Regions from separate parts of the Homo sapiens genome. Here region 2 is linked to region 1. A link is a loop called in an ENCODE intact Hi-C map of the cell type or tissue named here. Cell type or tissue: dorsolateral prefrontal cortex. All regions are shown on one strand.

The links. Hi-C counts contacts between places; a loop is a spot of excess contacts. Peaks named below come from ENCODE experiments on the same cell type or tissue, not always from the same donor. Only the 100,000 strongest peaks of a DNase experiment are listed, where the experiment ranks them.
Region 2: it touches region 1 in a loop (6-fold over the local background); 4 of 110 quality-filtered maps call a loop at or near these places.

The regions. Positions count from the first base shown.
Region 1 is chr9:19,920,075-19,925,074 of GRCh38, reverse strand. It overlaps a transcript of SLC24A2 not described here. Among named protein-coding and RNA genes, the nearest start is that of SLC24A2, 130 kb to the right of the region's middle. In dorsolateral prefrontal cortex, CTCF peaks have their summits at 2,175 and 2,375; a DNase peak (open chromatin) is centred at 2,434; H3K27ac peaks cover 1,291 bases.
Region 2 is chr9:19,644,895-19,649,894 of GRCh38, reverse strand. All of the region lies in intron 2 of SLC24A2 (solute carrier family 24 member 2), which reads left to right. Among named protein-coding and RNA genes, the nearest start is that of SLC24A2, 140 kb to the left of the region's middle. In dorsolateral prefrontal cortex, no CTCF peak of the experiment used is centred here; no DNase peak of the experiment used is centred here; H3K27ac peaks cover 4,837 bases.

The DNA of each region.
Region 1 (5,000 bases):
GTGTTTTACTTTGGTGCTGGATGCCAAGGGTCCAAGCATGCTATAGAAAATTCCACTTTGATGCATTGACTGCTCTGGGGCCAAAGACCCCTTAGAATTGACTCTACTTGAAGCCTGACTTTCAAGAGTACTGAGCCTAGAACAGTCAGAAGAGCTGGGTTCATTCTGTCTGTGCTGCATTCAAAGGCATGATTAAGAGCCAAATGAGCTGAAGGATAGTAATTATGGGGCAAACAATAGACTCTCCCAGAGACAGGAGAGCAGGAAGATGCTAGGCAGTTTGGTGGTTACTTTGGTGAAGAAGTCATTTCACTTTGTCCTGTGTTTTACCCTCAGAGATTCAGTCTTCTTTTCTCCTCCTTTATTCACCCTGGGCCTAACCTTAGGAAATTAACATCTGCAGGCAATGAAAAGTATTTATTTTGAGCCATAAGACATGGGATCCTTATTTGCTCTTAAGGAGGAGTCACACCCTCATGGGGTCCTTACTGGCTCTTGAGGAGGAGCCACACCCTCAGTGGCTTCTGCTGGGTAGATATCTGGAAGCACTGATCCCACTGATGGACACAGCTGACTAGATCAGTGATGGAAACCTGACCAAGATGACATTCTAGAAGCCACAAGGGGTGTAAGTCAAGAAAAGGGGAAAAGCAGGGAATAAGGTAACTGGTAACTGCAGGAGAAATGGGGTGGTGGACTCCCCCAAAAGCAGCCATAATGGTAGAGCTCTAGCAAAGAGAAACACTGATATCTGAGGCTGGGGATGACACATCTGAAATTGCACAACCACCCTAAACAAGCTGTCACATCTCAGCTGACTGAGAAGGACATCCTGGCTACTCTCATTTTTGTTTTCCTTACTCCTCTGCAAACAGTTTGATAGTAACACCCATTGCCTGAACCAACTGGGTATATATCCATGTTCCTTAAAGAAATTGTACAGCCAGCTGCTCTGCTCCCTCACAGGCATGACGGTGGCATAACGGAGTGAACACAGTGTAATTTCTGTTTGTTCATCACCCTTGCTACCCACTTCCCTTTAGAAATGATCCAACTCTCTGTAATCTCAGCCGTTTGGGAGGCCGAGGCAGGTGTACCACCTGAAGTAAGGAGTTCGAGACCAGCCTGGTGAAACCCTGTCTCTACTAAAAATACAAAAATTAGCCAGACATGGTGGTGCACACCTGTAATCCCAGCTACTCGGGAGGCTGAGGCAGGAGAATCACTTGAACCTGGGAGGCGGAGATTGCAATGAGCCAAGATTGTGCCATCGCACTCCAGCCTGGGCAACAAGAACAACTCTGTCTCAAAACAGAAAAAAAGTAAAAAGAAAGAAATGATCCAACTATCTATTTATTTGTCTTTGTTGGGGGATGTTTGGCAGATCACATTCTCCAAAGGTGACAACAACTATATCCCCATTTCATATGTTCTTCAACAATGTGAACTTGTCATTCCTCCATGAGTGGGGTGGGCTTGTGACTGCTTCAACCAAGAGCACAGCAGAACTGCGGCAATGTGGCTTCCAAGGTGGGCTAATAAATGACAAAGGACTGCTTCTTGATGTGTGGCTGGGTAGGTAGGGAGTGGAAAGAGCCAGGTCAGGAAAGGTCCCAGGGCGCAGGGGTGGCTGCTTTTCCTCATCATGGCTGGATACCATGCCTCCTCCATTCTAAGATACTGTATATTTTAAAAGTATTATCAATTCAATGAAGACTTTAAAGGAACAGAGTCCCACCACCTCAATGTTAAACGTGTCATCTATTATGTGATGCATTAAAGGAAACATTAAAATATGAAAGAAATTCATGAAATGCAGGAAAGTATGGTAAGTCCTTGGGTGTCCTTGGACATCTTTCAGAACATTCTAACAGTCTAAAGGATGGAAGGCTTCTAGGCCTTATAAATCCCTGACCTCCCTAGTGTGTGCCAGCCATGCCAATTTATCCACTAGGCACAGTGTGGAGGGCCCACAATACTTTTAAGGTCCCAGAAAAATGTCTAAATGTCTTTATTTCTTTTAACATTTTTTTTAAAAAACTGGTAGGTTAAATTAAATGTTTTATATATATAAATATATAATATTTAATATATAACAGGAATATATTCATCTTTAGGCCAACACACTCATAAAAATATAATTTTTAATATTTAAGATATTTCATGTAAATATTTATAAATATTTAAAAGTTAATATCTAATGTGTTTTATGGAGAAAAATCCTCATGCATTCAAGTTGTCTCTGATCACCTGAGACTCAGACATGTACAAGCTCCTCTTTTACCCTCTCAATATCCAGATCTCAAGGAGCCTCTAGGAATGAATCCCAGAAGGGATTTTTTTCCTTTCAGCGCTTCCATATTTGGAGTCTAGGTGGCCCCATTGCTCTAGAGTTAGCTGTGTGATGGGCTGTGATTTACAGTGACTGTTAGGATGCTCGCCAATCCCTCCTGTGAAGCAGGCAGAGGTTACTGCTTTCAGTAGAGACAGTTCAATGTGCACAGCTGGGAGGAGGCCTGGGATTTTTCATAGCTGTCATTCTTTTAAACCCTCAGTCCCCAAGGATAATCCCATGGAAGGTAAAACCTGGCCATTTTCAACTCTGCTTGAATTATTGAGCATGCTGGGCATGAAAAAATTTAAATGTCTAGGAAAATAAATAGGGTGCATAAAAAGATTTTATTGCATGTCTGCAAATCAGAGAAGAACACTAAATGGCTGCTTTTAAAAAACATCATAGGAATTCCCTGCAATTTGGTATGAGATCTCTTGGCTCCCCTGAAAATCATGGACTCAAATACTTAGTGACAAACTATCAGAAAAAATAGAATTCCCTGAAGCTATTTCATACTTAGGAAGATGGCTTATGGAATTTTTGAGTGAAACAATAAATTTTCCACTTTCAGAATCTTTAGGCTTTTAGAATCTAAAAGACTGGATGGTTGCTCCTGAAACAATGGGAACAGGCTGATGCATCCAACTTTATTTTCTCTAGCTGCTTGGAGAAGGACGTACATGCAAACATGCATGAACAGAAGTAGATGAATCAAGGTACATTTTAAGACCACAAAAACCCACTCATAGGATTCTTGGGAAGGAGCGTCATTTCTTATATTTCTGCTTTTAATTTGTCTTACATCAATAGAGACTTCTTAACCCTTTCCCCCTCTCTTGGCCACTTTGAAAAGTGATTTGCTCCTATCACATTAAATTCAACTTTCATATCAATAAGATATCCTTTTTGTATTGTGAATTGCCAGCAGGGCTTGGAGTCTCTTTTTACAAGGTGAAAAGAGGCCTTGTACCGTAGAGTTCCCTGAGGAAATGCATGGTTAGACATTGTGTTCTCTCTAGGCAAATATAAGACCCCCTCAGCTAAACTTTACCGAAATGCATTCAGGTGAGGGATTTAAATGATCCCCCAAAATGATGATGAATACATTTTTCTCTGTATGCATGAAAAATGAGGTTTATTTTTCAATTGAAGTGAGATTATTCAATATTGCATATTGCACATGGCATGGTAAGTTCTAAATTTTTTTTTTTTTTTTTTTTTACACGGAGTCTCGCTCTGTCGCCCAGGCTGGAGACAGTGCAGTGGTGCAATCTTGGCTCACTGCAAGCTCCACCTCCCGGGTTCACGCCATTCTGTCCCTCCCGAGTAGCTGGGACTACAGGCGCCCGCCACCATGCCTGGGTAATTTTTTGTATTTTTAGTAGAGACGGGGTTTTACCATGCTAGCCAGGATGGTCTCGATCTCCTGACCTCATGATCCGCCCACCTCGGCCTCCCAAAGTGCTGGGATTTCAGGTGTGAGCCACCATGCCCGGCCATGTAAGTTCTAAATTCTTAGTGAAGATAGTAAAACTATAGAAAGGTCATTAAATGAAATTTTATCAAATAAAGGTGAGGAGAAGACAGGTAAATGGTAACCATTTACTACAGGTGCACTGTTGGTGGCAGGTTGATGATTTACTTTGGAACACCCCCCCCCCATAATAATTATGAATAAATAGTATATGCCATGAGTCAACATTATTCTAAACTTGTTACTTATATCGACTCAATCCTCACAACAACCCTATGAGGGTAGGTAATATGATTATCTTTATTTTATAGATGAGGGAACTGAGTGCCAAGAGATTAAATAACTTGCTCAGGGTCACATACAAACAGGAGCAGATCTGGTTTGAACCCAGGTTGGCTTTAGACTGTATGATTTTACACTCAGTCTTCTGTCTCTCACATCCGGCTCCCGATCGATACACGTCATGTAGGTTGTATAGGTCAGTCATTCCTAGAACTCACTGTTGTGTCGTCCCTTACTGCCCAGGACTCTCTAGTTGTAGATATGTGTCACACACAGGCTAGTGGGAAGCGTGGAGAGTTAACACTCAACCCTGCCCTAACAGCTCTCAACCAATGCCCAGGGAGACGGCAGATAAATACCAGCTCACTGCAGGTGGGCTCCTTTCAGGCTCCCAGAGGTTCCCAGCAGGTAGCCCATAGCGGTACGTTGGCCCTCAGCGTACCCAATGCTGGTTTGCTTCCCTCCCCTGTTTCACTTCCTCACTTCCATGGCAGTACTTCCTGGGATCTCCTCCCAAATAAACTGCTTGAACTCAAATCCTTGTCTCAGGGTCTACATCTGGGGGACTCAGTCTAAGACATGGACTTTGTATTTAATAGTTTGAAAAATCACGACTGATGAATTAATCATTGGCAACTATGAAAATTGTCCAAAAACTAACTCCGTTTCATTCTGCCATACTGCATTGACCAAAAACAAACAAATAAACAAAGTCAATCTGCAAGAAATATTGAGAGTCTACCAAATGATTTTAAACAATTCTGGGTAATGGAGGAGATCATTTATTTCTATGCCCCTGCACTTAAATGAATCAATTTGATAAATTTTCTTAGCAGAAACTTCAAAAAAAGGAAATATATCAAATGTTGCATGACTATATCAAGGACCCCAAATTATTTTTAGATTCTG
Region 2 (5,000 bases), 280 kb after region 1:
CTACAAATTCATACTGCTCTGAATTCAGACCTAATTTGGAGGGATAGCTCCTATATTGTGTCATTCTTGGAGTTAGATCCAAGATAACCACCTGGCAAACTGTGCTAATTGGACAAGTTCTTTCTGTGCCAGTAGTTAAATCTTATTTCTTTCCGCTGTCCATATTTCCTTGTTGAACCATTGAACCACATGCCACTGGGAATAAGTGGACCTAAGAAATGTTTGATTGTAAAGAGAAGCTTGAACATGCTAGTACTGGTGACCAAATGAAACCTATGTTTGAGGAAGCCTTTGATCCAGTTGTACTCTCTCCAAATGTCAGTGTATACTAGACCATATTTTTGGCAGTGATTTTCAAATTCTGAAAGAAAATCCACATTGAGGTCTAAACATAGTATTCTCACCAACCCCCTACCCCCACCCCTATCATGAACATATGGTTCTAGTGCCTTAAAAAGCAGTATGGTATAACATTAGTGCTTTCTTTTTAAAAGTGCACTAGTATTTTCTATCTTTCTTTCAATTTTGTAATACCCAACATATTTTTGTGTGTAACGATTCAAGCTACAGATCAACATATATTATCTGGAAAAAAAAAAGTTGAATACTTCCCGTCAATTATCATGAAAGTAAATTCAAAGAGCCTACTCCGTCATCTCAAGGGTACAAAGTTTTGTGTACCCTGATTATCAAAGCTATTTAGCTATAGTTCCAAACCTCTGAACACTTGCAGTTTTTACAAGTTGGCTAATATCTGACACTGATTTGTTTTTAGTTTTTAAATTGGTCTGACTGATCCTTGACCTTGGAACTTTTCTAGATGATGTCCACTTTTCCCATCACCCATGTTTTCCAAAGAATTACTGGGTTTTTTGTTTTTTTTTTTTTTTTTTGGTTTTTAATCAAACATGACAAAATTCACTAAGCCCTCTCATTTTGGAATAAATATCTTTAGGCCAAGACAGTTTGAGTGAAATCAGCTTTATTAAATAACTTTGAGTCATTTCCTTCCCTATTCTAGCTTTCTGGATCTGCCAACACACGTGGGTGGTCTGTGTGAAACTGCATACAGATTCAGTCTGTGAAACTGAATACAGATTGACCCTTTTATAGAATGTTTTAAAAACATAAAACCCAATAACCAACCCTAACCTCTTAATCTTAAAAGTGTCCTCTTTAATTAGATGTTCCTCCTTGTCAGTAAATCAGTGTTTACCTCGGTTCCTCCTGCCCAGTAGAATTAAATAATGCTTATCCTATTCCAACTAATTCCCATTTAAAAATAGTCTCCTATTCTGGGCTTTCTTTCTACAGGTGAATTTTATTTTCTTCACTTCTGCTTAAGTGACCTGGTTTAGTTGCCTTGTTACCTAGCTTTCTATTATGTTGGTGTAGGTTCTAGTTTTAGCCAAATTGATTCTTTTTCTTACCTCAACTTTTTCTCTTGTGTTTTGAAAGTATCTCCATAAGTGCCATCCAACTCCTTTGGGTGCTTAGATTTCAGGGGATTTAGGGGTTTTTTAACTCAGTTTCCTCACTGAATCTCCTGCTACCTCTCTGAATTCATTTAATCTGACTTTTTGAACTGTATTATTCTTATTTGGCAGATTTCCCTTTTTTATTAGAATCAGACAGATGTGGCAGTACCACTGATTAATTGGACGGCCTTTGAACATGTTGTTTAACCTTGCTGCACCTCTATTCCCCATGTGGCTAATGAAGATAATAATATCTACCTTAATGGGTTGTTAGTCTATTGCGTAAACTAATGATTGCCCACTGCCTACTATAGTTTATGCCACTTTAGTTAATGTTAGCACCATTTTTATTTATGAGAACTAGTGAATAAGGCTGTCTTGGCTTGGCTAGTTGGCTCTTCATCTTATCTTTTATCTTTCTTTCTTGCCTTCCATACATGTTCCCTGTCACTACCACCAATAGGAAGAGGAAGGAAGTTCAAACTCAGGATTCACAATCGTTATTGGAATATTCACTATAAAATAGATATTGTCCAACTCAAGTGAGATACCCTATAACCTTGTTTATTGCAGGCCTTCTCTTTGTGCTGCTTGTGAAATCAAGTATTTTTTCATCTACTAATAGAAGTTAATGATTTATATAGAGGTGAGAACCTATGTTCACTTAAGGGATTGGCATTAACAATTGAAATATAAATGGTATCTAATGGATTAACTGGGTACTCATCCTTTCCTACTGGTAATACATCTTGTTTGTTTTCCCCTTTCATCTAAATCCAGAAATGTTCTTCTCTTGTATCTGTATATGTACATGTTGTCCTGCCCTTAAATTGCCATTAATGTCCCATTTCTGCATCCCCTCCATGGCATTGCTAAGCCAGTAGCCATGTTCTGGGCAATGCTTGCTGCTGTACCTTGTGTCAGGGACACCTGCCACATGAAAACATAGCCATGGATGTCCACATGTTTCTCATCTTTCCCAGTGCTTCTTACTTCTTCAGTTTTAGAGACCTGTTTGTAGTCTTGTCCTCTTTGGCCAAAATTTCCAGTGAAGAAGACATAGGAAACCCTAATACAGACCATCTCTAAGTTCTCTGAGATTTAGAAAAAAGGGGTGGCTTTGAAGAGTTGTAACAGCTAAATATTTCTGTGAACACCTTTAATAAATGCTTAGTTTCTATGGGGGATACATAGATGTCTGAGACTCCTTGTCAAGGAAGAGTTCACAACCTAGTAGGGAAACAGAAATAAAAATACATTGATAATCAAAGAAGGCTATGAACCCTCCTACAGTACAGGGAGACTCTGTGTGTGTGTGTGTGTGTGTGTGTGTGTGTGTGTGTGTGTGCGCGCGTGTGTGTGTGTGTGGAAAGAGAGAGAGAAAGGAAATTAATTTTATCTGGGAAAATCTTGGAATGATTCATGAAAATGGTGAGAGTTAAAGAATGGATGGAAATTTGGCAGACTTCTACAGGGGAATGGGCCACAGATAGTATTCCAGTTAAGTAATGTAACTAAAGAATTGATAACTCCTTTCCCTCCATGTGTGTGAGTGTATGTGCATGTGTACATATATGTGTTTTGGGATGAGGGAAGGAATTGCAGTGGGAAATACATACCTGGGAAAATTGGTTGCAGCCATATTTTTAAGGCTGTAAAAGCCACGAAAACTTATTTTCACTCTAAACATGCCAAGGAAGTAATATTGTGGGAAGAGGGAGAGAGAGAGAATAGAGAGACTCTGTTTATATCTTATTCCTATCTGCCTAAGCACACCCTTGAAAGAGGAAAGGTTGTTATTATCCATCAAAATCTTTCTGGTGAATCAGTATGTCTGTCAATCTATTCCCACCCAATTTGAGGCCTGCACACAGATCCGTCCCTTACAGCAATGACCTTTCTTTAAAAGGCAAACCTGGCCTGACAGCACTGATATTTTGAATTCAGCATTCAGAGCTTTAGAGAAATTTCTCTCTGAAGGAGAGAAAGTGTGTCAGCCCTGAAGTGACAGCCCCCTGCATGCTGCTGAGGAGGATACCAGTTTTTGTGATAATTTGTGGCAAGGGCAATTTCAGGGAACGGAAATGATCTGTTGGGTAAAAGCACAATTTCTCTTCAGATTTTCTTCGAGGGGAGTCTACAAACAAGCAAGAAACTGAAATGGCTTATATTTTAGTTTGTGAGGAAAAGAAGCATCTAAGAAGATTTATAGGCACCAGAACATACTGATATGACTATTAGTTACACAAAGTGGCCAGAATTCCTTGCATTCTGATTAGCTGTGTGCCTAGAGTAAGTTGCTTTGAAGCAGTGATTGTACAGCTGTACATCATTTCCATGGTGATTTGATGTGCATTGTCCCATTTAATCTTCCTAGCATCCATAGAAAGGATGATCACAAAGCTATCAGTGGAGAAGCTGTAGCCAGAAAGGCCAATGCCTTTCCCAAGATCACACAGGTAGGAAGACGCAGAAACAAGACACTGATTGAATCATCTGACCCAGGTCCAGTGCCCTGTGCATTTCAAAGTCACTTCTCTAGGGATCCTTTTCTTCTTCTTTAAAAATAGAGGACTGGACAAGAATAACTGCTTTAGAAATTGTTTGCAGACTAGAAAAGTTTGTAGTTGTGATTCATAGTCAAACATCAGTGCAAAGTCTTCTTTCTTGCAGAATCAATATAAGAAGCCCAAGATTGCGGTGTGGGGTGTATCCAGAGCCATGGGGTGCTTGGGCCGCTGGGATGTCCTCCACTGTCCCCACCCCCATGCCGCTCTGTACTTGGCCTGAGAACTGTCACCGGAACTCACCTGGAAAGTGCTCACCCATCCCACCCCTATCCTAAGCCCCATCTCTTCCACACCCTTCATTGCCACTATGTTTTTAAAACACATTTTTTTTGCCACAATGTTTAAAAACCACACCATGTTTATGTGAAGAATTTACTACAACATATGAAATATGTCCCTATTTTTCTCTTACAGCCATAAACTCACAAACTAAACTATGCAAAATCATAGCCCCGAATATTAGTTGTAACTATGCAGCATACTATATGCAGAGCAAATAAATTTTAAGTCTAAAATGATAATAATAATTTTACAATCATGAACCACCAATACAAGATATTCCTAAAATGGCAGAAATTCCAGATAGCTTGGTCTTTACAAATGAATGCGAATATAGATTATATTCATACTGGAGCTAAGGTAATCTCTAGGAGCTGGTGTATTACAATGTCCAAGCATTTTTTATGTCCTTAGTAACTTGCCCCTCTGTCCATACCTTTGCAGTGTGGAGCTTGAATACTTAAACCATTCTTTTCACCAGTGGACATGAGGAGCATCTAAAAAAAGCTATACAAAATAGAAAGAACAGAGTGTTTTTTTCTCACCTTTAAGCACTGTATATTTCTGATTCTCCTTGTATAGTTTCATGCCTGTTCAAATTTAGCCTGAAAATTCCAATTTATGCTTAATGCATGAAAAAGACCCTATTCCAGTAAATGCACTTTTAGATTTC